Linked DNA regions of Mus musculus: all the other regions are linked to region 5. Evidence: chromatin loops called from intact Hi-C (ENCODE). Cell type or tissue: heart. All regions are shown on one strand. Region 1 has its middle 20 kb from the start of Gm6551. Region 2 has its middle 43 kb from the start of Gm16863. Region 3 has its middle 60 kb from the start of Gm22741. Region 4 overlaps Gm16863 (predicted gene, 16863). Region 5 holds the start of Gm36224 (a long non-coding RNA gene).

What was found. Hi-C counts contacts between places; a loop is a spot of excess contacts. Peaks named below come from ENCODE experiments on the same cell type or tissue, not always from the same donor. Only the 100,000 strongest peaks of a DNase experiment are listed, where the experiment ranks them.
Region 1: it touches region 5 in a loop (8-fold over the local background); 3 of 42 quality-filtered maps call a loop at or near these places.
Region 2: it touches region 5 in a loop (2.0-fold over the local background); 9 of 42 quality-filtered maps call a loop at or near these places.
Region 3: a loop joins it to region 5, with 2.8 times the contacts of the local background. A loop is called at or near these places in 4 of 42 quality-filtered maps.
Region 4: it touches region 5 in a loop (2.4-fold over the local background); 4 of 42 quality-filtered maps call a loop at or near these places.

The regions. Positions count from the first base shown.
Region 1 is chr16:20,906,142-20,911,141 of GRCm38, reverse strand. No RefSeq gene overlaps it. Among named protein-coding and RNA genes, the nearest start is that of Gm6551, 20 kb to the left of the region's middle. In heart, CTCF peaks have their summits at 1,874 and 2,082 (motif pointing left); no DNase peak of the experiment used is centred here.
Region 2 is chr16:21,337,073-21,342,072 of GRCm38, reverse strand. No RefSeq gene overlaps it. Among named protein-coding and RNA genes, the nearest start is that of Gm16863, 43 kb to the right of the region's middle. In heart, no CTCF peak of the experiment used is centred here; DNase peaks (open chromatin) are centred at 2,322, 2,412 and 2,822; H3K27ac peaks cover 1,872 bases.
Region 3 is chr16:20,802,707-20,807,706 of GRCm38, reverse strand. No RefSeq gene overlaps it. Among named protein-coding and RNA genes, the nearest start is that of Gm22741, 60 kb to the right of the region's middle. In heart, a CTCF peak has its summit at 3,000 (motif pointing left); a DNase peak (open chromatin) is centred at 3,006; H3K4me3 peaks cover 959 bases; H3K27ac peaks cover 1,460 bases.
Region 4 is chr16:21,244,007-21,249,006 of GRCm38, reverse strand. Gm16863 (predicted gene, 16863) reads left to right here. Exons shown (of 5, transcript NR_046162.1): 5 at 1-1,508. Among named protein-coding and RNA genes, the nearest start is that of Mir7680, 9.6 kb to the left of the region's middle. In heart, CTCF peaks have their summits at 258 and 2,980; DNase peaks (open chromatin) are centred at 376, 2,256 and 2,866; H3K4me3 peaks cover 2,791 bases; H3K27ac peaks cover 3,988 bases; H3K27me3 peaks cover 349 bases.
Region 5 is chr16:21,390,653-21,395,652 of GRCm38, reverse strand. Gm36224 (a long non-coding RNA gene) reads right to left here and starts at 4,103. Exons shown (of 3, transcript XR_001782019.2): 1 at 3,887-4,103; 2 at 2,646-2,796; 3 at 1,787-1,944. It overlaps Gm36150 (a long non-coding RNA gene), which reads left to right. Exons shown (of 3, transcript XR_384725.2): 2 at 540-779; 3 at 2,931-3,151. In heart, CTCF peaks have their summits at 2,723 (motif pointing right) and 3,381 (motif pointing left); a DNase peak (open chromatin) is centred at 2,712; H3K27ac peaks cover 2,836 bases.

The DNA of each region.
Region 1 (5,000 bases), 480 kb after region 5:
GAAGGATTTTGCCATCAGTCATTGTTGCATCACTGAAGAGTAGGTGGCTATGAAAAGGATTAGAAGGTGTGGCCCTGTAGGTTTAGGTGGAAATGAATCCTTCCAGAGCGTTGCCTCTGCACAGGAAATCCCCGCCCAGCCCACAAGGGAACACAGAGGTTCACAACTGCTTTCTGTAAGGGAAGAACTAAGGACAACTCAATAGCTATCTATTCCCATAACAAAAGTTATCTTTGCGGGGAGGAGACAGATGGTAGAGCCACCCATAAAGGAGAATAGGTAAGTGCCAATAATAAAATACAAAAGACAGATAAAGAAGAACAAACCTGGGGCTGGAGAGATGGGTCAATGGTTAAGAGCACTGACTGCTCTTCCAGAGGTCCTGAGTTCCATTCCCAGCAACCACATGGTGTCTCAAGCCCTCTTCTCCTGTTTCTGAAAACAACTACATTGTGTTCATATACATAAAATAAATTTTAAAAAACATAAATAAATAAACTTCCATTCATGTCTGTATTTTCAAAAAAAAAAAAAAAAAAAGAAAGGAAAGAAGGAGAAGAAGAAAAGAAACCACATCAGCTCAGGTAAAAGAAAGCAATCACGAGACAAGGGAAGAGAAGGCATGCACACAGAATCTTAATGATGTACAATGCAAGCTCACAGCCAAGGGACCCGAGACCAGTCAGAGAGACACACCGTATACACAGTTGGAAGAATTGAAATTGTCTTGATGGTGAAGGCAATTGTGTGTGAAGTGTGACCACATAAGAACACATGCTTCCTAGATAGCTTGTGTCAGAGAAGTTCACTCACACAGCAACCGGTAGAGTTCTGCACCAGGTCACCACAAGGGATTCTTAGCACCATACCAGAGATGCCTGTTGTGTGGATGGACAATCAAGGAGGTAGGGCAGTGCTCTCTAAGCTAGGCACAGAACACAGGCCTGCTGATCGCTAGTGGTTACTAGATTTCTCTGAGTATTGCAGTGCTCTCTGTAGTACTCTGTGCAGCTCAACAATGAGTGAATTAGAAAAGGATCCAAGTTCAAGTCCTACACAGGGTGTGATCCCGTCACCTGCTTCCCACAACTAGAACCTTAGAAATAGCTGTCCTTCCCAAGACAACTACAAAAGCTAGAGACAGCAAACCCTTGTCTTAGCACTGAAAGCTGGACTTTTATTATTAAAAAGTCACATAGGAGGGCCAGGGTTCAGCTGACAAAGAAAACGGAGTGGAAGGAACAGAAGCAGGTACTGGATGAAGATGAAGGTGATGGAAATCTGCTATGTGCATGTATGAAGGCATCACAGTCAAGTCCATTGTCCTGTATAATGGACACATACTGACAAGGATATACTGTCTTGCTTTGTTTTGTTTTCTGAGACAGGGTCTTTCACAGAGTTCTGACTGTCCTGGAACTCACTATGTAGACCAGGTGGGCCTTGAACTCACAGAGATCTGCCTGTCTCTGCCTCCTGAGTTCTGGGATTAAACGTGTGTGACTTCCAGCAACAATGACATTTAAAAAAAAGGGGGGGGGTAGAAGAATAAACAGAGAGAGGGGTGCTTTGCTATGGTGAGATCACCCACAGGGGAAAGGAAACTCACAGATCAAGCTTGTGGTCCAGTTTCAGAGTGCCGAAGGGCCTACCCCCTGCCACCGTGTCTGAATCACCAAAGAAGAGTCACACTTTTCAGTGGCTGCTGGAACCAAAGGGACTGAAGTGTTTGCCACCCAGCAAAGTGGACCCTTTCCCTAGGCTGCTGCTTGCTTGGGAGTGGATACTGATTCCAAAGTTCTACAAAACGTTCTCAGTTCCTATTCCATGTAGCCCTCATGTTGGGAGAAGGGAGAAATATTCTCTCTCAAATTCGATCTGGCCTCCTGCAGCCTCCGGGGTGCGTGGGGTGTGCATATGGAGGTGCTTGGAGAGTCCTTGCACCAAGAATCCTTCCCCTCACCTCAGAAGGCTGGTTCAGACCCGGAAGCTCCTCCCAGGTCTCTCGGTTCTGTGAAGCACACCTATGCCCTCTAGTGGGAGGATTTTTAATTTCTCTGAAGTTCTGCTGCAGAGGGATTCTGTCCCTGCTGTAGGCTCTCTCCGGGTGGTCCTCAACTCAAAAGACGTGGAGCCTGGGGCTCTGTGAGGCAGGGGCAGTCTTGCAGGAGTCCAGCTTGGGTCAGAAACAGCTGGGCGCGCAGAGGTCGCTTCTTACCCCCACCCTCACCCCCTGCTCCATGCTGTCCCTCTGTCTTTTCAGTCCCCTCCTTCCACACAACCTGCTGCTTGGGGTTTTCACTCTCCTGGGAGATGTGGAGGGACAAAATTTCCAAGCCCTGCCACCAACTGCTTCACTTACTGAAAATCCTCTACTTCTAAGAAATGCGGAGCCCACAAAGATTTGTGAGGAAATACTGGAAGGCGGGCTGTGGAGGGGACTGCAGTTAATATTTAAACTTGGTCCTAAGTCCCGGATAGTTTCTAGACCTGGAGGATGGACCCAGGAGGTCGGACTTGCGAGTGTGTGTAGATACGTGCATGGGTTCCTCCCAGACTCTGGAAAATTAGTAAACAAAACCCACTTTCAACTCATCAGCCTCCATGGGCTTCACGATCCAGAAACCAAAGCAAAGAGAAGGGGAATGGGAGGAAAATCACAGTCTTCAAAGTGTACACACACACACACACACACACACACACACACACACACACACACACAGAGAGAGAGAGAGAGAGAGAGAGAGAGAGAGAGAGAGAGAGAGCATGGCCTGCTCTTACAGAGGATCAGAGCTGGTCTTAAGGGCTAAGCCATCTCTCCAGCCTCAACCATTCACTTTCAACACCAGTGAGTTCTTTAAGCCACATCATGTTACAGTCCTGGCTGGGCCATACATAGCCTTAGCTCTTTAACTGTCTCCTTCCTCCCAGTCAAGCAGACAAAAGACTAGTTCTTGCCAGGGTGCTAGTGGTATACTCCTTTAATCACAGCACTGAGGAGACAAAGATTGGCAAATCTCTTTGAGTTTTAGGCAGGTATGGTCTACAAAATTTCAGGACAGCTCCCCCTCCCCCCTCTCCCCCCTCCTACCCCCTCTTCCCCTCTCCCTCTCCCTCTCTCTTCTGGATTGTCATTGCCCTGCAACAGGGAATCTGTCCAGAGCTTGGGTTTTTCTCCTCCAGGAGGTTTGCTTTGCTGGCCCAGCCCAGCGAGACTCAGGCCTTTGCCTGCTTCTCTAGTTACTATTTGTTTATTTCCAGCTTAATGTCTGCTATGATCCTTAAATATCTGCATATTTATTTTATTTCATTTCTGTTTCAGTAAGTGGTTTATATATATATATATATTCTTATTTTCTTTGAGATGGTTTGTCACTCTGTAATCTAACCTGGTCTTAAAGTCTTGATCCTCCTGCCTCAGCTTCCTGAGTGTTGGAAACATAGGTATGACCACCATGTAGTCTCCCCTCCCTCAGCCTGAAACCTGCTTGCTCAGGGGTGGAGCTTCCCGCTCAATCGTTCTGCCATGCCCATTGCTGGAACCTGCCACTTTGCTGTTCGGAGCCGTGCACGTGGTCACCCTGCTATTGGACCCCAAGACTAATTGGCGGGAATCGGGCCCCCTTCCCCTGCTTTATAATTGCGTGTGGAACAGTAAAATAGAGCTTTGATCAGAATGACTGTCTTAGCTACATTTCTTTATCTCGCCACCTAGCTCCTCTTCTCTTCCAGGTTTCCAAAATGCCTTTCCAGGCTAGAACCCATGTTGTGATCTGTTGGCCGGACACATTTGGCGAACCAACTCGGGACTGAGAAACAGCAAAGGATTTTTGGAAGAGACACTGCTGGTTCGGATCTCCATGGAATAATTAAAGGATAAAGGAAATTCATACCGGAGAAGGTATGGGCTAAGCTGAGACAGCGTTAAACCCGAGCGCTGGTTCACTTAGGTTCAGCAGTGAAGCTTAAGAGGAGCTGGGTAACAGGTGGTAGGCCGTGGCTCTCTGAAGCTACATTAGGCGTGAGAAAAGAAAGGGTTTATTAAAAGGAAATTAATAATCAGGCGGATTGCCGCAGTTAATAAAAACTGCATCATGAGGGAGGAAAATGTCCCAAAAAGCAGAGAGAAATTTCTCTCTGGGCCTTATAGCAGGAGTACTCTGTTCCCTTTTGTGTCTCGTCTAATGTCTGGTGCACCAATCTGTTCTCGTGTTCAATTCATGTATGTTCGTGTCCAGTCTGTATGAATGAATGTTCTATGTTTTATGTTGGATAATAAAGATGGTATAAAAAACTTTATCTGCAAAGCCGAGAGCTGCCACGTGTTTCAGCCAGGAATCAGACACGTGGCAGGAGGGCCCCTGCTGGAAAAACTGTTCATTTTAGGAAATAAGGGCGAGTGCACAGCCTCTTAGTTTTGGGGTAAAAAAGCTGATAAATGGTTTGTGACTAATGTGTTTGACAATGGTAAAGTGCCTTTTATTCTATGACTGTAGCTACAAAAATTAATATTCTCTGATTGGTCTAAATGTAACTGCTTCATTTGGTTCTTTTTTATTGAAATGTGCTCTGCATATTTTCACATTCAGCTCATAAGTTGTTGGTTAAGATTAATAATTGTTACATTGCTACAGATGGTTAGTGTTAAATTTGATAACTCAAATTTAGAGTCCTTCTGACACGTGGCATAAAGCAGGCCAAGAGTCTGGGTCTCTAAAGATATTTCTAGTTTCGATAATAATTAATGTGGTTCCTATCCTAAATAGTAAAATTTAAGATAAGATCTAAAACAATGCCTCTTTATTAAAGCATTAAATCTTGCTTTAATAGGTATTCATAGGTATTAATTGACATCCAAACTTCGTAATATGATAGTAATGCTTCTAATATTGATTTTAAAGATAATAAATTGTTTTAAACTTAGGTTTTGCTTTCCCAAGGTTGTAGGTATTATCCTAACCTCACACAAGAAACTTAAAAATTATGGTTAAAACTGCCAT
Region 2 (5,000 bases), 54 kb after region 5:
GTGTTTACTACACGATGCATGCTTTGCATGTATTCACTACACCACACATGCTTTACATGTGTTTACTACACAATGCATGCTTTGCATGTATTCACTACACCACGCATGCTTTGCATGTGTTTACTACACGATGCATCTTTGCCTGTATTCACTACACCACGCATGCTTTGCATGTATTCACTTGGCCACTCTTCTATAACTGCCAAATTTTTCTCCAAATAGATCATTGGTTTCTCACATCTCAGAACTTTATTATATTTTTACCTATGATCTCTTGATTTAGCTGTTATGAAATAAACAGATATATCTGAATGTTTTGAATTTGTTTTTGTTTGTTTTGAGATGGCCTCTCTGTTATGTAGCCCTGGTTGTCCTAGAATGTGCTATATAGACCAGGCTGGCCTGGAACTCACCTGCTTCTGCCTCCTGAGTGCTGGGATTACAAGTGTGCACTACCATGTCAGGCCATAAAATATACTTTAAATAATAGTTCCCCTTACTAACATTTCATTCCTTTAAAAAAATTAATTAATTTAGGGGGCTGGAGAATTAATTGGTTAAGAGCACTTCCTGCTCTTCCAGAGTTCAGTTTTAGCACCTGGTGGGGATTGGTTTTAATGCTTTGACTTTGTCAGGAATCTGTGTGTCCAAATGCTGAAGGCCCTTGTCTCCAACTGGTTTTTGATCGATCAATAAAGAGCCAACAGCCAACAGCTGGGTGGAGAGAGAGGCGCAGAACTTTTATATTGTGAGGGCTAGGAACTGGGAGAAAGGAAGACAGAGTATGGATCCCCTTGCCTGGGGTGAGAAGGGTGGGATGTAGGAGCTGCAGGAGAGAAAGCCTGGCCACTTCCGCTATTGGGCCTAGAGTAGCAGGGGGGAGGTTTAGGAGTGACCAGTCTTTGAGCTAGTCACAGCATATCATAAATTAACTGACATGTGTCTTTCATTCCAGAATCCAGATTGTTCCTGGGTGTGTGTGTGTGTGACCCTCTGGGAGCCAAAGCAGTGTGGCTTAGTTAAACTTGCAGCTACAAGCCTACCTGGGGCTACTTACCACTGTTTGTAACTCCGGCTCCAAGTGATCTGAAGGCTCCTTTTGGGTACTGAAGTCCCCCTTCCCCACAAACATACAAATAAAGTAAAACTTGAACTTAAAAAAATTAATTTAGCGTGTGTGCATACACCTATGCAGGTCCACTTGCCTTTGCATGTGTGTAGAGGCCAGAGGTCAGCTTCAGGAGTCTTCCTCTATCACGCTCTACCTTATTTATTTATTCATTCATTTACTTATTTATTTATTTTTGGAGATGGGCGCTCCAGGTTGGCCAGCACTGGAGTGTGTGCTACTCTTTGCATGGGGGTGTTGGGGATCTGAACCCAGATCCTTGTGTATTCTCTTTGAATACCCAGAAATTCTCTGCCATGCCTTTGCCTCAAAGCTCTGCAGAAGCTAGCTGGGAGCCACCCACCAAGACCTTAAACACCTTGGGAGTGCAGCCCCGCCTCCCTGCCTCCCCAGCTCCTTACTCAGCCTCATGCTTAGAACACACCTGGTAACTGCTTGTGGCATAAACAAAAGCTTCACGTATGCGATGTGGGCGGGGAGAGGTGGAAGGTGCAGGGAGAAGCCCTCTCCAAATGAGCCATTATGCAGAAAGGGTCATTGTTACAGGAGGCAGAGCTGGAGGCAAGCCCTTCTATCCACGAGGACCAGCGCCCCCAATTACACCAGCTGGCCTCAACTTCTGTGTGAGCCTGATTAAAAAGCACCCTCTCTCCAGTGTCTGGAAACCCCTGCAAGGAAAGTTTGCTGCCCAAAGTTGGCTTTTGACTAGAGTCTTAATAAGAGGCTTCAGCAGGCTGCGTGGAGAGACAATGTCACTTTAGAGGAGCAGCTGGAAGCGGCAGTTAGAAGAATTATTTTAATGAATACATTTCCTTTCAATTGTATGGGAATATCAAGATCCCATTAGAATGGGGAAGCAATTAGAACTAATAAAGATGAATGCGCAGTGCTCAGTGCATGTGGAATAACAAGCAGCCAACAAAGGGACTCCCTGAGCAGGCTCTAATCCAAGTGAGGCCGGAGCCAGCAGAGGGGGAGAGGCTCTGCTCAGCCACTCAAAGCCACCTTGTCCCCGCACATTCTGATCACGGCCTGGCCCACAAATGGTGTGAGTTGTGGCCTCCAAGGTGGGGAGGGGTGGCCCCCACCCCATCCTGGGTCAGCCTCTTGGGGGTTGAGATGGACTGTTGGCAGCCCCTTGGCAACAGCCATTCAAACCGGGCCTCTGGCTCCCAGCCAGCTTCTCGCTTGTCCCTCCAACGAGGCCTCATTGTGTCCAGGTGGCAAACGCCTTCTCGTGAACGTTCCTTAGAGGTTTGGAGAGGGACTGGGACAGTGAGGAGGGAAGAAAGGGTGAATGAGAAGGGGCCTCTGCCCTGCATCCCTCCTCTCCCCTCCTCCACGCCCACAGCCTGTGCCTCCTCTGAGTTTGGGGTTATGTTACAGTCAGTGGTGAGTCACAGGCAGCCAAACACAGAAGTACTGTTGCTTACACAATTGCTCTTCAAACAGCAACAAACAATTTTCATTACCCAAGTCAGATCAAATCATTCGCCTGGCCATCCTGCCTCTTCATAGCCACGCAAACAGGCCCAGAGCCTCATGCTTTGCCCATTCCGCTCTGACAGCACTGGGCTACGGTCTGCATTGGGCTCTGAGGACAGACAAAGCTCTTTCTCTCCTTCATTTGAGCTGGATCTGCTGCATGGCTGTCAAGAAAGGAACAAGAGAGACACAGTCACCTCTGCAGTGAGGCCCTGCTCAGTTGTGGGTCAGCCTGCTATTACCATCTGTGTGAAGCAAGGGCTGCCAGACTCCTGCGCCTGAGTTTAGAAGGTGTCCAACAAGATAAGTCTGGCTCGCTACCAAAGTATTCACTGGCCCCTAATGCAGTGTCTGTACTTGACATTTCTTTGTTTAATTTCTTTTGGCCAGACATTTTTTTGAACCAGGAATGTGTAAACTCACTCCGAAATGTCTGTATGAGAGGCCAGTTGCATGCTCATTACTAGTTTTTTTCTATTCCTTCTCTTAAAAAAAAATCTTCACCATCTCTTTAGGACCTTGAAATAACCCCATGGGATAGACAACCAGGATTCATTGAGCCCCGTGATGAGGAAAACACAGGCCCACACAAGGTCCTACACAAGGTCACAGAGCCACCAGTGGGTAAGAACCTGGCTCAGTACAGACTGACACCTTTCCCACACCTCCACAAAGTACAGACATTCCAGGAGACGTCACCCTGAGGTTCTTGGCTTCCACTGTAACTCCTTATCCCTACCCATCCCTACCCACCCCCACCGCACTGCACTAAGCACCAAGGGCTAGAAAGGGTACCTAGAAGATTTGTATCCACAGTCACCAAAGGGCTTGCTTTGCCACCAGCCCCTTTCCTCCCTTTCCATAGCTCAGATAAAGATTGTCTGAAAGGCTTTCAGGACATGGTAGATACGGTAAGAACTGGGAAAGATTGCCGAGTCTGTCTCCTTCAGTAGACACTGGCAAGGATAAAACCGTGTCTGTGCACCTGCCACGCCCCTGGCCTCCCACACCTGAAGGCCTACTCCTTGAACTTTTGATGTATAATTTTGGAGTGTAATTTACATGCTATGAGGTGCATGGATATATAGTTTGGCAAGTCGTAACTATTGTAGTCCTATACTGGAGAAACAGAGAATGTACATCTACACAAAGTTTCTGCTAATCCTTTCCAGTCAGATACACAGGACCCTGTCACAGGTGTCACCCTGGACAGGTGAGATCCTACTGCTGGTACCTTTTGTGTCTCTCGGTTGGTGTAACGGCTGCCGGGGTCACCCGTATGCTTCCAGTACTTTGTTCTTTTTCAAAAACTATGTATTGAAAAGCGAAATCATGAAATTTTCTGGTTAAGTGGATGGAGCTGGAAAAAATTATACTGAATGAGGTCACCAAGGCCCGGGAAGACAAACCAAACACTGCACATTCTCTCCCATCGGCTGATCCCAGTCTCGAGTCATCTGTTGTGGAGTTTAACTTGGAACACAAGCGGAAGCCAGGAAACTGGAAGGAGACACTGGGGTGCTTTAGGGGAAAGGGGCGATTATAAATAAAACAAAAGTAGACGAGTGGACCAGTGGGGGGCAGGAAGGCTTAGGCAGGGAGGGAATCGAAGGGTAAGGAGGGGGTTACCCAAAGGAAAGGGCCACAGCCAACTAAAAATGATAATTGGAGGGACTGGTAGAACACATGAAATATGAAAAGAGACGGGGAGGGGGGACACTAGAGGTTAAGATTTGGCCTGGGACAGGGCTTGGGGGGAGGGCGAGGACAGGCGCTAACTAAAACTAAGGGTAGATGGAAAAACTTTGTGGAAACCCATTAGTAAGTTAATTTCACATTTCATTTTTAAAAAGGTGTTCAAACGTAAATACCATGAATGGACAGACAATGTCACTCTCAGAATCCATGGGCTGTTAAATAAAAATCGCAGTACATGGGCATGGAATACTCCCTAGGAGTGAATGTCAGGCAGGCCCCAGAGGTCTCAAGCTACTGCCTTCATCTTGGTTAGCTATCATAACTCCATGGTGAGATCCTATTGCTGAAGACACAACGCACTTAGCTGCAGGGCAGAAAACCAATCCTAAACCAACCAGGAATGATTCCCCTTCCTAAGCAACACTGCTGGAAGATGCTGTGCAGGCTGCTGGGGAGAAACGGCAGCCACGGTTCCAGCCAGCACCAGATCCATGCTTTGTTTGTTTAGTTAGTTAGTTAATTAATTAAATCTTGGAGACAGGGTCTCTTTATGTGGCATTGGCTGTCCTAGAACTCACTATGTAGACCAGACTGGCCTCAAACTCGGAGACCCAACTGCCTTTGCCTCTGGGATTAAAGGTATGCATCACCACGCCCAGCCTAACTAACTGTTTTTATTAGACTTGAG
Region 3 (5,000 bases), 590 kb after region 5:
CATCCAAGACCCTTCCCCAAAGTTACAAAAGCAGCTAAGGAGACTGGTGGGACACGGTGGGCAGGAGTGGGCTTTCGGTGACATGGCTGCCTTTGTGTCACTGAGGCTCCTTTGAGTAACTCCTCACCTATGCCCAGGTGTGTAGTAATTAAAGTCACTGATTCACTGGGTACATTTCATGGACTTCTTTCTTTCCAATTTGCCTTATCTGAGGTGGAGAGATGTTTGTTCATGTCTCCTCAAGCAATGTCACACAGTAAATGTGATCCCACAAGATAAGTGTATTATGATATTATGAGGTGTTGTGATCACAGGAAGGATGACCACACACACACACACACCTCACTCCGGTGGGGCAGGCAGGAGAGCTAGCCCCAAGGTCATGAAAGCAGGAAAGCTATCCCTACCCTCACCAGTTTCGGCACTTGGGTCAGAAGGCCCCAGTGCCTGGGCAGGACAGTAGAGTTGGCCTTGGTGAGAGGGGAGTGAGTGAATGAGCGTGAAGGGCATGCTAGCAGGAGGGCTAGCACTGCCTCTTGCCAACTGCAGCATAGAGTGAGCTAGCCAGAGAAGCACTGGGGAACTCAACCTGGTAGTGCAGGTACAGGAGAGCTGGAGAGCTGACGACCTCGGCTACTGCCCAGGCCCAGATCCAGGACTTTGAGTTGGCCCACCTCAACTGCTGGAGCTCGTGAAGAGGCCAAGGCTACAAATCCAAAGCTGCAGGATCTCAAAACACGGGCAACCACAGGATGTCTGAGAGGAGTCCCGTGAAGATCAAGTACTGATAGTGTAGCAGAAACCAGAGGCCTGGAGCCAGACCAACAATTCACTGCTGCAGGGAACATTGGCAAATGAAGATGTGTGGACAGAGGAGTACGGTATAGGGCACAAGTGACACACTGCAACTTTCACAATGAGATCTCTGTTATTGTTGTCGTTATTTATTTTGTTTTGTTTTTTTCTTTTGTGGGGGAGTTTGCAGAGGGTGGGTATGAGGGGAGGGAGAGGTGAGAGGGATTGGGGTACATGATGTGAAATCCACAAACAATCAATAAGAAGTTAAAAAAAAAATAACGGATCCTCTCACTTGACTTGACAGAAGTCCTCATTCCTCAAAATATTAATGTTTAAAGTACCTGGCTACCAGTTTTGATGTTGTGTTCACGAATATAAAGTTTTTTAGCTGAGTGCCTTCCAGTATTCACCTCAACACCAAGTCCCAGCATTCAAGGGAGCTTCGGGTCATGTGGTAAGCTACATTTCAGTCACCATAAAGTCCCAGTCTGCACCTGAGATTTCTCCGGGGCAAGCATGTCTCTGTGGCCATGCTGGCCTCCGTACAGAGCTGAGACAATCGTCAACCAGTTGGTTTTGGGTTTTGTTTTTGGTTTTTTCTTCTTCGTCTTTCCAGTTAAACTTTTAAGTTACAAAATACTGGGCTTCGTCATGACACTTTTACCCTCAGGCCACTGCTCTGTGCTCCTGTCCCCTCGAGGGATTCTGTTGTTGGTTTTTTCACTCTGTCTCCAACTCTCTCGAACTGAGATCCTGGGCCTGGTAGAGACCAGGTCTTCTCACAGCATTTTGGGCCTCCAGGGGAACATGAGGACATCCCAGGTTCAGGCAGTTGAAGGGATGGCTTGGCTCAGCTCCCAGCAGCAATGGGTCTTCATTCTCACATACCTTATCTTCTTGGCTCAACATGACCAGAGATTTCCCTCTCAGCCACCATTTACAGTTGGCAGGAACGTCACTCACCGCTGCCTTCGAGAACCCTCACTGTTGCTCTCTGTCTTGCACAGAGCACCTCGGGCGCACTTGTTGGGAGCTGTGCCTGGGCCTTCTAATGCTTCTAGATTCTGAGCAGCAAACCCTTTTATCTGCTTCCAGTACACACAAATACCCATTTTGATCCAGATCCCAGCTGTATCTTTTAGTTTGTCTTTTGCTGCTGTTGGTGTACGTGTGTGTGTGTGTGTGTGTGTGTGTGTGTGTGTGTGCGCGCGCGCGCGCACGCACGCATGTCTGTGTGTGTGTATACATATATGTAAATATCTGTGTGTGTACATTTATGTAAATGTCTGTGTGTATGTGTGTGTACATGTGGTACGTGTATGTGCATGTGTGTATATGTGTGTCCTTGTCTCTCTGTGACCCTGTGTGTGTCTGTGTAGATACGTGTGTCACTCTGTGTGTATGTGTGTGTGCTCATGCGCATGTAAGTTGGAGGAAAACTCTGGAAAGTCAGTTCTCACCTTCAACCTTGAGCTGGCTCTCTCTGGTTTCTGCCCTGCTACATACTCTCGGCCCTCGAGATTTCACAGACTTTTCATCTCCACCTCCCATCTCACAGTAGGAGCTCTGGCATTGCAAATGTGTCACTATGTCTAGCCTTTCTCAGGAGTTCCAGGGACTGAACTCCACCACCTGACTTGAGCAGCTGGCGCCTCTCTGATGAGCCGGCTCCCTAGGGTTGTTTTGTTTCTTTTTGCTACATATTTGTAACAGTTAGGAAGCCACAGCAGGAATTCAGTGAACCAACCTGACTGAAAAGGAAGAGCCTCGTGGTAATCATGTCAGTAGGGACGTCCTATGTTGTCTTTTACTAAATATGGAAGAGGATATTTTACAAAACTCTGGGAGTTTTAACACATGAACACTATCAAAGGGCCAGCGGCTTTCAGTGAAACAAACTTCTAAGACAGTGGAAATGCAAGTATTATGTTTCTCTCTTCCCTTCCCCCACCCGAGTGCGGGGAGGAGGGGGGCGGGGGAGAGAGAGAGAGAGAGGGAGAGAGAGAGAGAGAAAGAGAGAGAGAGAGAACTACTCTTTGAACGTGAAGGCCACGACATGCAAACCAGGCCTCATCAGCCAGCCTCTCTAAACCAGGCATCCCCTTCCTTGGAGCAGAATTGGACTGAAAATCATAGTGGCCAGAGACTGAACCGGACCGGGAGTGGCTCGCTTTTGCAGACAGTTACAGGGTATCGCCTCCCCCTGGTGGCCATAGAGGAAGCTGCGGCACTCTCAGCTAAGAAAAAGATCAAGGAGGAGTCAAGGTTTCCACACCCCAACCCTGCAGGTCTGAGACTTATGAAACAGCACAGGCTGCCTAGGAATCCGCTTAACGCAGGGTCCAGAGCAGTCCTCTCTCTTCCTGTTCTTTGGGGACAGGTTCTGTACTCTAACCCAGCTCAGAATACTTCCTACCGGCCCTTCTGAGCAATTGCTCTCAAGTCCTCATGATCTAGAGTGTTCTTTAATGCGGTTCCTTCACCCAAATGCCCAGTCCCCTCCACCGAGGCCACAGAACTGTGAGAACCAAGACCGAGGCAGGCCCGGGTCTGAATCTTATCTGGCACCTCATGAGCTGTGTGTCTTTGGACGAGTTATACAACATCTGTGTCTTTGTCTGTAAAGTAAGATTTATAACCGCTTATTCCTTTTATTTTACATGTGTTTATTTTACGTGTATGGGTGTTCCGTGTGCATGTCTGCTTGCACATCATATGTATGTCTGGTGCCCAAGGAGGTCAGAAGAGGGTATTAGACTCCCACAACTGGAACTACAGAGGATTATTAGCTACAATGAGGATGCTGAGAACCGAGCCCAGGTCCGCCCAAAGGGAAGCTGGTGCTTTTTGCCATTGGACCATCTCTCCAACCCCGAACAGGCCGATGAGAGATTAGGATCAGATAATGAGAAGCAGACAGCCCAGATGCTTCTGTATGTTTGATGCTAGTGGTTACCTATTCTAGGCCCTTTCCTGAATCCTACAAGCCTGTCAGCAACTCTAGGCCTTGGATAACAGAGATAAATAAAACTCTTCTAAGAAGAGCCAGGCCCCAGATGGTATGCACAAGCTCGGGCCCCACATGGGGGCCAAAGAACCACAGGCATGCCCACACTGTCTGCTGGTGTTTATGACCAGTGTTGATGGATCTCTGCCTCATGCTTTTCCATCCTGTGTGGCCACAGAACACGAGTACAGTCTGGAGCCTCTGCCCCGCATGTAGTCCACGCACTGCCAAGTTGTGCTTGCAGTCAAACCAAAGTTGTATGCTTTGTTCTGTGTTTTTGTTTGGGGGTAGGAGGGGGACATGACCCTGCCCTCACAGCCTTTATAGCACTGGGAGGAGCCTGGCTGAGACCTTGTGACCATGCCAGGAAATGGGAAACCAGACCTGGTCTGCCTGAGAGAGCTGGCATGGCTACCAGAAGTGAGACTGCAAGCTGAACAGCTGGATACACCCTCATTGGGCCACTCAAAGTGCTTTCACTCAACGCCCGTTGCCACGCCTCCCCCAGTTTCAGTTCTCTGCACTGGGCTCAGGGCCTAGAAAGCCATTCCTGCTATACAGTTCAGAGGGAAGGAGGACATTCCCAGGAAAGCTGGGTGCTTTCCTGTTGTAATATAAGCAACCGCACAGGACATCAAGCTCAGACAAGGAGCTGTGCTAGATCTAGACAAAAACAAGTCCAACCCTGCTAAGCCTCCTGGACTCCCCCTTCCTGAGACATCCACAGTGCCCCGGGCTGTGTTCCCCTTCATTGCAACAAGCAATAAACCCAGGCTTCTTGGCAGGTAGGTTCCTGGTGGTCTCTGGGTGTAAGACATCAATAGTGCTGGTGTAGAATTCAGTCTGAAGGAGAGGAGACATGGGGAGACAGAAGAGGGGTGCAAACGCTCTGGTATGGGAAAATAACTGGTGTGTTTGCAAAACAGCAAGGTCGTAGACGAGGAGTTTATCTGTGGCTGCACCTTATCGGCAGCACTGTGTGGCTGACACCGAGAGCAGATGTGATGCGTTCTGGGAAGCAAGACCAATGCTCTGCAAACACACAAGGAAGAGCCTTCACTGCTTGTCATAGGAGGCCCTTAGCAAAATCACTACCATCCCCATACCCTGCTGAGCCACCAACAAAGACATTGCTCTCAGTATGATCCAATCATGAATAGAGAGCTGTAGAACCTCTTTTTGAGCAAGGTCCACT
Region 4 (5,000 bases), 150 kb after region 5:
CCCCCAAGTAACTTCCCCAAGGCCACCCAGCAAACGAGCCGTAGAATTGCCTTTTATCGTGGAATCAAGAGCTTCCGGAAGTTTCCGGCTCTCCGGAACTTCTTCCTTCTGGTCAGGGTCCTTCTACTCGCAGCCCAGCCAGGTGCATATTAGCATAAAACATCCCTAGGTGGGACTCTTTCCGCCCTGGCGGCTCCCACGCCCGCGCCTGCTGCCGGGCTCTGGCCTCTGCCTGGGCACCGGCTCCTTGCCCGCTTAAGGTTCGAGCACCTGCCGGGAGGCGCGGGAAGCGCTCGCCCGGGTACGGTGCACCCTCCCTGGCTGGGCCCGCTGCCCGGTGCTCGCAGCGCTCCTGAATATGGGACGGCTTGATTGACCTTGGCAAGAGGCAGCCAAGCTCCCAGAGGCTTGCCCTCCCCATCCCCTCTCGGCGCTGGCGCCAGAGCTCTGGTTTCTTCCGCCACTACCTCTAGCGTGCGCCCAGACAGGATTTTGGGGAGGGGTCTTGGGAGGAGCCAAATCCGACCCCCCATTGCGTCCTGGCTGGCCCGAGATGAGCTAGTGTGAGCGTCTTCCTGCAAATTAAGTCGTCTCGGCACTCTCCATCCGGAGGGCACTGGGGCAGCAGTCGATGTCTCGGCGGACCCGCTGCTTCCTGAACCAATCCAAGCCAGCTCAGGGTCAAGAGGGGGGTGACAATTGGGCCCCTCACTAACTTGAATCTAGCTAGCTTCCAAAGGTTTCCAAGAAACCCTTCTCTTCTGCCCCATCAGCACAAACAGCCAGAGAACAGATCCAGTTCAGTGGTGCTATTTCTTCGGAGACGTCGGTGGTCCTTAGACAACGCCATCTCTCTGTTTTCCCACGTGTGAATCTGGGCAACAGTATTGTCTTGTTTGTTTGCCTGGCTGGCTTTCCTGAAGATCCACTAAGCACCCTCAAAGCACACCGCGGGGCCTTCGTATCCTCATCCAAAGGGCTTGGAGAACTCTGGGACAGTTCCCACCGCTTAACAAACGTTGCCTGTGTCTGTCGTTTTCTGTTAAAAGAACTTGAAGCCCTCGCCCTTTGATAGAAGGGGGATGAGAGAATGTAATATGCTTTAACGACTGAGATGAAGAATTTTGGAATATAATTGTATTCTGGGGAAGGGGTGGGGGAATCCTAAACTCCCAGATTTTCTCAGGAAACAAAACTCAAATGAAAGACCGGTTCCCAATGTCTGCTGTTTTACAAGCAATGTGGTTTGTTGTTGCTTAATTACAATCAGACCCATTTTATAGAGGGAACTGAGGCCTGTAAAGTAATGCTCCAAGATTACAGACTTCTAGAAACAATGGCGTTAGTGACAAAATCCACTCCTTGGCATCCTACGTTCTGTGCTTTCCTTCCGGCCTCTGAGCTGCCGTCGGGCATGCCTATTTTGCGCGCGTTGCCCTTTCTGTGTTTTCTCCTGTGCTTTATCGCTTTCTCCTTGGTACTGGTGATTAAAAAGTAAAAAAAGAACCAAAAAGTGTATGGCCTGCGTTACTGTGCTGAAGGAAACGGAATGGGGAGTGTTTAAACTGTCCCTGGGTTCAAAATAGGCAGGTTGTGGTGGGGGAGAAGGAGCCTGGGGGCCCAAGCAGGGAAAGTGAGATTCCAGCAGCTGGAGCCAATGAGTGTCTTCATAAGCCCTCAGATCCCCTCTGGCTGTAACCAGGAGAGCCTCAACACAAGCCCTTAAAACCCGGAACGGGGACAAATGTCACTCTCCTAAACATTGCACACTTGAGACCCTAGTCAGCTCCCAAAGTGTCCAGCTAGGGGCTTTGGGCAGGATGCTTGGCCCACAGGTGGCCCAGCACTAGGGTTGTGCCCTAGTGTGAGTAGATGTCTGGCAGACAGGGCACCTCCACGGAAGACAGACAGGCATTCAGAGGGTAAGGCTGGGAGACAAAGGTGGGGAGGAAGCGCTAAAATGGACATGGAACCCGGGGGGAGAGGCGGACAAGGGAACCATTCAGAGGGCCAGAGAGCAAAGGGAGGCCTCTAGGGAGAAAGGAGAGACAGATAGCAGGGAGAAAAGAGACAGGCAGGCAGGCAGAGGCAGGGGAGGAGGAGAGAGAAGCCAAGGGGAAGAGTGTGGAGGGGTAGCGAACTCAGGTCGAAACTCAGACCCGCGAACCGGGAAAAGAGAGCAGAGAAGCAGGGAGAGAGGGCCGCAGCAGAAAGGAAGGGTGCGGGGGAGGGGAGCGTAGCCGAGGGAGAGCGCAGGGAGGCGGGGGCCGTGAAGGATCGGGAGGGGAAGGGCGAGGGAGAGACGCCCAGGAGAGCTGAGGGGCCTGGCGGTGGGACTGCGTGCTAAGCCTTTCTCGGTTTTTGGGGGGGTGGGCGGCGGATCTCCGCCGAGATAACCCAGCCAAGCCCCCTGCTCCCCGTCCCAGCGAGGGGCCGCAGCTGTATAAATACCGGGGGTGGGGGAGCCGGGCTGCTGCCCAGGGGTCAGCGACACCGGAGAAGGCTTTGCTGTCATTAGCTAATTGAGCCCCAGATGTTAAGAAAAGGTTACATCCTCCTCCGGAGAGTTTTTCTTTTTAAACACTTTACACAGAGTCCCCGGCCAAAAATGTCCAGGAGGACGCTTCCCGCTCGGGCCTCCGCTCCCTCCCTGTGCAGCTTGTCGCGGGGGAATCCCAGTGGCCTGCCCGGAGGAGGGGCGGGGACCACCGGCGGCGGAGCCAGCCCGAGGGCCCGAGAGAAGGCGACGGGGAGCGGGGACCCAGGGAGCCCGGCTCGCGGACTCCTAATCCCACTGAAGGCTGCAGATCAAAGGCGCTGGTGCGCTCCCAGGGCGGGTGGGGGTGGGGCAGGAGGGCCAGCGGCCAAGCCGGGCTTCCAGGCTGAGGCTTCCAGGCCCAGGACTCAGACTGTCACTAGGGTGAGCTGGCCGGGCTGCCTCTAGCGCCTCTCAGAAAGTCGTCAAAGCGCCCCCACAGGGCTTTCACGGAACAGAAAAAGGGGGTGTGGTGCCTGTCTTGCAGAGAACAGAGCTATACATAAACCAGGCACTTGACAAGTATTCTTTCAATTAATCCTCACAGTAATCGAATGCTTTTAAAATCTTTATTATTCTTAGTTCATAAAAGAGGGAACAGAGTCCCAAAAGGTTAATAAAACTTTTGTCCTAGAACACTCACTTGCGTGGACAGAGCTGGAATTCAACTCAAGTACTCAGGGACACCTCCAGTTCTACAAACCCAGCCCCTTCCCTCTTCTTTCCCATCCCCTTGTTTTGTCCTTCCAATCCCCCTAGGCATCACAAGAAGCGAGCCACCCACCTGTGGCTCTGGCTCGTGGGGGAGGGAAGAGAGTGCGGTGCCAAGGGCGTGCCCATCGTGGCAACAGCTACAGGCTAAATGTGAAGGATGGGGCTGGGCAAACATGTGCCCGGGTTGAATCGCAGCTGAAAGAATGTTCATGCTCCCCCTCCCCAGAGGTGGGGCTCTCTTCTCAGAATAGAACCAAGCAAGTTGGAGCTGGAAGGGGCCTTCAAGAAGATGGGAGTCACCCTTCTTGTATGACAGATGTGGAAGCTGAGACCCAGGCAGTAAGTCCCACCCCACCCCATGCTGGGGGTGAGAGCAGACCCAGAGCGGTGGGACCAACACCCAAGGGAGGGTTTCCATCCCACTGTAGATATAAGGGAATGGAAACTGAGGTAGAGATTAAAATCAGAAAGGACCCAAGCTGGGGAAATCCATCCTACACCTTCAGGAATCAGACCCTGCCTCCACCTTGTTCCCCAAATGGCCTAAACACTGACGTCTTTGCAGAATGCCCTTTTGAGTGTGTGTGTGTGTGTGTGTGTGTGTGTGTGTGAGAGAGAGAGAGAGAGAGAGAGAGAGAGAGAGAGAGAGAGAGAGAGAGAGCTGGTGGCTCTTCTGGACTTTGAGGGTCTTATGATGCAAGATAGAGCTGGATCCTCAGACTCCCTTGGATTTCCTGGGGCCAGAGGTGCAGCTCCCCTCTGGGTGGGGCCAGAGGCCTTGTCCAGCTGCTCTGTCCCAGACCTGCACCTGCTTCACCAAGGATGGTATCTCTCTGTCAACGCTGTGGCCTCCCAGCTCAGCTCCACACCAACTCCGAAAGCCTCTTTCTCCCACTGTCCCCTTTCCCAGCCCCCAGGGACAGGACAGAGTAGTCCTGTCTCACCTTTTGGTGCCTCCTTCCTGACTGGGGTTCGATGGTTCATCCATAACTGCAGTCACCAGACTTGTTCCGGTACTTATAACTTGAAGCAAGAAACTAGCACGCAGCCAACTGCCTTTTCAGGAGCTTACAGTCTGGAAGAAGGCAGAATTAGCCAAATATAAATATAATATGTTTGTAATTACACCCTGGTGTTACACTTGTAGCCAGTAGGCGCTTTAAGAAGCTGTAGCAATAACACTGTGTTATGGGATGACTACTGAGAACACAGAGGCTAAAATTAATAATGATAATAATTTCAAAAAGAGAAGGGTTGAGGCAACCCCTCAGGTGCCATCATGATCACACACGCAAGCCCACATAGCAGTTAGTAAGCAATGGCTGTCACACGATAATTAATATATAATGGCAATAAAAGAAACCTCATTGGTGCCCTCTGGGCTCCCACCTGGTTCCTTGGAGCCACTCCCACAGTTGACCTCCCACTAAGTCAGTTTTATGGATCTGTGAAAATTGTCTGGATAGCTCCCACCTCCTGAGGTCAAGGCAGGAGGAATCTGGGGCCCTCCCCTGTGTGCTGCTGGATATGTGGACAGCACCTCCTGGCTTTGAACCATGGACCCTCTGAGCAGATGGCTATCATCTCTCCCACCATTCTGGGTAGGGCCTGATCCAGCTTTACAGTTTGCAAAGGCTGGAGGCCAGGCTAGAGAGGTCTGGCCTCATTGAGTCTTCCCAGCCCATGGGGCAGCATCACAGATAGTATTGCCACAACCAGATCCACTGAGGCAGAGCACAGAGCACACCTG
Region 5 (5,000 bases):
GAGGTGGGAGGTGGCTGGAAGAGGGTAGGTCGGTGTGAGGACCAAGGGGGCACCCAGGGAAGCGTCTGACAGAAATGATTCCCAGGGATGTTCTGCGGAGAAGCAAATCCATCTGGAAACCGAAAAGGAATGAAACAAGAATTTGCTGCATTATTTAAAGCTTTTCAGAGGAGGGGGTATTTAGGAGAGAGGAGGTTAAAAGAGAGGAGAGTGAAATTGCTTTACCAATGGGGAATTAAAGGAATCAGAAGGGCTTTTAAAAACGACTCGAGAAAAATAAAAAGGATGCAAAATGTTGTAAGGCTGTGAAATTAATGGCGGCCGAGAGTCTTGGTTCATTCTTTAAATCTGCTTAACAGGAAAAGATGAGGGAGAGCCATTGGTATGCTGGGGAGTTACGGGGTCCTTGAAAACTCAGATGCAGAGATCACGGGCAGAGCTGAATCATGAGGCAGCCAGCGTGTCCTAGGATGGGCAGAAACCAGGCCCCACTGTGGCCACAATCTGCCTACATCAGAATGCCTGCTCCTTCTCTTCAGGATGTTTGGCCTCCTGAATATTTCACTCTTTCATGGGATACTTCACGTCATGTCCAGAGTCAGCAAAGCCCAAAGATGCCCTTGTGACAAGCCGTGCTGGCATTAGAAGGCTCTTGTGTGAGCACTGTTGCTTCCTGGTGTGGTGACCTTGGGTTGACTTTGTCACCTCACAGAGAGCTCTCTGCAGTGAAGATGAAATAGGTCGTATGGACAAGTGGCCATCAGCAGTGCGCCGTGCAGGTCAGTGACTCTAGCTGCCTTGCTTCTTCTTGCTCACGCCTTTGCTGTAAAGGACATCTTGCATGAAGTCTGTCCTTGGAATACCCCTGCCTGGGATTTCTATTGTCAATTTACTAGAGAATATTTATGTCTAAAACCCTGGGAAGGGTGGGAAAAAAAAGACAGTAAAGTTTTAGCACCCCCTCTAAACTGAATGACCTCCCACCAAGCCACCATACACAGCTATCCATTAGCAGTCAAGCCCCACCCTCAAAGGTGTCTGTGGGGCCCAGCTTCACTCCAAGAGACCCTGCAGGGGACTGACTATGAGACGCTGGTTGTATGAGTGACCAGCACACTGAGGCTACCCTGTCATCCACAGGAGGATGGGAAGGGGGGGGGGGAGAGAGAGAGAGAGAGAGAGAGAGAGAGAGAGAGAGAGAGAGAGAGAGAAACAGTCTGGAAAACAAAGCTGGATTTCTAAGCACCCAACAGTGGGATTTTCCTGGGGTGATCTGGAGACAGAATCTGCAGGACTCCATTGAAACCAGTTCTGGGATAGAAAGATAGAAAGAAACCTAATGGGCCCACGTGTCTGTGAGCCTGGCATGGTGGGTGATTTCCAGGATGCTACCAAATTTAGGCTCTGTTACTCTGCTATGAGCCCTTTTCATTTGCCTGTTTCTAAATAACTGCACTAGACTGACCAGTCACCACCCCTCTCTCCCTCCCTACCTCCCTCCCTCTCCCTCTCTCTCCCCTCTCCCCTTCTTCTTTCCCCAGACAGGGTTTCTTTGTATAGCCCTAGTATACTCTGCAGACTGGGCTGGCCTTGAACTCAGAGATCCACTTGCCTCTGCCTCCCTAAAGGCATGCACTGCCAGGCTGCACTGGGATTTTCATTCCTTTTTAACTTGTGCTTGACAGTGGAGATAATATGGAGGATGAGACCCCAGAACTCTTCCTTTGCTCAGGTCTTTCAGTGCTATCCCTGCACTCTAACCTCCCATCTGCTCACGTACCTGGTGGTGGCCAGGAACAAACTCAGCACTCCGTGCTGTGCCTGTCACTCAAGGCTGTGGTGTCATAGCTACCAAGCCAGTCATCCTCAATGGGCATCTGCCTGTGTCAGGCTCACCAGGCATCGCCAGGCATCGAGTACAACTTCAGAACGGAACCCTGTTCCCTGGAAGATGAGAGAGAGCTGCATTATGGTCCAGTTCCCCAATTCACCAACTATTTTGTGGCAGATGTGACTGACTCCCACCTACAACCCTAGCCTAGTGTGCCTGCCTCCCAGAAGGCCATCTGGACCAACTGGAATCTGCAGGTTAGACAGGAGCCTATTGCCAATTGCAACCTGGAGGGCGTCGTTTGGGTTTTCTGACCAGTCTATTGCTCTTTAAGGCATGGACAATTATAGACACCATATGGGACTACAAGAAGGGTAAACCAGGAGGTATAAATACAGTATTTTGTAAACACAGATCTTAGACAAAGGACTGTTGATTATTGGTTGATTGTGCACAAAGCACACCAACCCATACCAATTAAGGATTTTTAAAAATGAGGTCTTATTATATTTCTGTGGTTGATTGATTCCTCCCACCTCAGCCTCCTGGGTAGCTGGAACTATAAGATAGACTCCACCATGCCCAATTCAAGGGGTTATTTTTAGATACCTTATCTAGAAGCTGGAATGCAACCTTATACCTTTTTTTTTTTTAAGCCTGGGCTAACCTGTACTGTAGCAACTTGTTGCTTTGCATATTAATATTCTACAGTGCCCTGCTGACCTTTATAGAGCATAGGGTGTTCACCCCCTTAGCAAAAGGTCTTCTTCACTCTCTACCTCCCGGGTACACAGCAGGGGGCCCCAATACTTACTTGATGAATGGCTGGACCAAGGCACTGGATGGAGGGGGTGGAGCTACTGTTGGAGATATCAGATGTGTGGCCACCAGGGGGCAGTCACGCTCTTCTAAGCAGGACCACTTGAGTCATTGCAGAGCCCCTCTTCTCAGAGGCAGAGAGGGCTCTGCAAAAATTACTCTGGTTAATAAAGGCCAGAACCTAGGGTCTGAGTTCTCTCTTTGTGTCTGGCACTAACTCTGTACAAAGACAGGCCCATCTACAATGATGTACTGAGCTCTGCTTTCTGCCTGTATACAGCCTGTGTGCCCGCCCAACAGTCGAGAGGACCAAACCACTGGGGAGAACTGAGTGTCTTTGCTGGCAGGATCTGAAGGCCAGTGAACACGTAGTGCATACATATGAGTCTATGAGCGGCATATCTACTGGAATTCTCGAATACCCTTCATGCGGATCTGGCCGTTCACACACTGTCACAAAGTGGACCAGCACCAAATAAAAGGAGCTCCGATGTGGAACTAGCCTACCCGCTGACTTGCTTTGTGTGTTGGGCAAACAGTGTCCTTTCTTTGAGCCTCAGTTTCCTCACTATAAAGTGAGGGCTTTGAGAGTTGACTCAGCGGCTAAGAGTGTTGGCTGCTTTTCCAGAGAACCCAGCTTTGATTGCTAGCACCCATATAGTGGCTCAAAGCTGTCTGTTAACTCCGGTTCCAGGGGATCCAGCGCCCTCTTCTGGCCTTCACGGGCACTGCATGTATGTGGTGTACAAACATACATGCAGACAAAATCCTGTACACATAACACAGGAAAAGGGTCTGGGAGAGTGATGTGGACTTTGCACTAGATGGCTAATGGCTTCTCAGGCTCTGATACTGATACTCTGTTAACGTCACTGCATATACCACCAAGCCAAAGGCAAGGAATTATTTTTAGATTCCTTACCCAGAAACTACGACACCCCCCTTGCTTTTCCTTTTAGCAGCCATCTTATCCTAAGCTGCCCTCTGCAGCAAGGCTCCTCAACCTATTTTGTAATTGTTGCTTCGAATACTAATCCTGCAGTCCTCTGCTGACCACTTTTCCAGTCTCCTGTGACCTCTTCTTGTCTCTGGGGTACAGACTAACTCAAGTTCAAGGCCTCCAGGTCATGTTGTGGCTTCTCAGCCTAGATTGGAGCTTGAATCCATAAGAGGGGCCTCTGCCAGCCCCTGGCTTTTTACATGACAAAATGCAGCCTCATTTGGCCTGACACTTACACATGCTGCTCAAAGAAGGTTCGCAATGGTGTGGGAAGGCGGCTACTCAGCTCTCTCTGTGTGGATGTTCACCAGGTGGGGCCGGCTCCACTGTCTCTCCTTGACCTCAGTCTTCGTTCCCTAGTTCTCAGCCCACCAAGGATCCTGTCTGGCCATCTATGTTGCCATCAGTGGGTAGGCAAAGAGCATGGGTCAGATCCGCTGGCCTGGGACTCTGTCAGCAAGCAGCGTTGGAACCTCTCACTCCTAGAACCTCTTGGGATTCGTGCCAACCCCCTCTTTTTCACCTCCAGGAGGGGCAAGCCACATGACAACCTACCAAGCACAGGCTGCTGTTAAAATGAGGGGAGAGATGTTTCTTCATAATTTCCCCCTCTTGAAATAAACCCAGACTTAAGAACAACAGAAACACGCAAAATGTGTTTTTAGTGGAACCCAGATGGAAGGCTGAAAGCCCAGCGGGCTGTCTCCATAGAGGATTCTTGTCTCTGGAATTTTGCCCTCTCCTCCCCACCCCCTCAGGCACATCCCCTCCCGATCTCTGGGACTGGGCTTTCTGGTCTGGGGTAGCCTCCCCCATGCCATCTTCCTGGTGGTGTTTCAGGTAGGCGCGTGATGGGAGAGGGGAACCTGGTCACCTCCTGGACAAGGCTCAGTCTGGTGAGAGCCACGGTTTCAGAGATCTGAGGAGAGGGGAGTGGGGACCAAGACCAGCTCCGTCCAAACACCTGGATCTGTCGAAATACAACAAAGAGAGTAAATTAAGCCATCTGAAAAAAAAGTACTGCAAGGAATTCCACTCACCCACACGGCCCACTGCTTCTCATTACATAGTTACAGTTTTCCATATTAACATATGCAAATCCAGCCCAGTGCGTGAAGATTTAGGATACAAAAAAGGCCTTTTCCCCTTCCCCCAATTTGGTCCAAGGATTTCCCTGTGGGGTAAAGAGCTCTCACCAGTTCCATTTGGAGTCTACTAAAACAGAAATGGTGGTCTGCTCTGGATGAGAGCAGGGGTGGGGGCTGGGGCTGGGGCTGGGGCTGGGGCTGGGGCTGGGGCTGGGGCTGGGGCTGGGGCTGGGGCTGGGGCTGGGGCTGGGGCTGGGGCTGG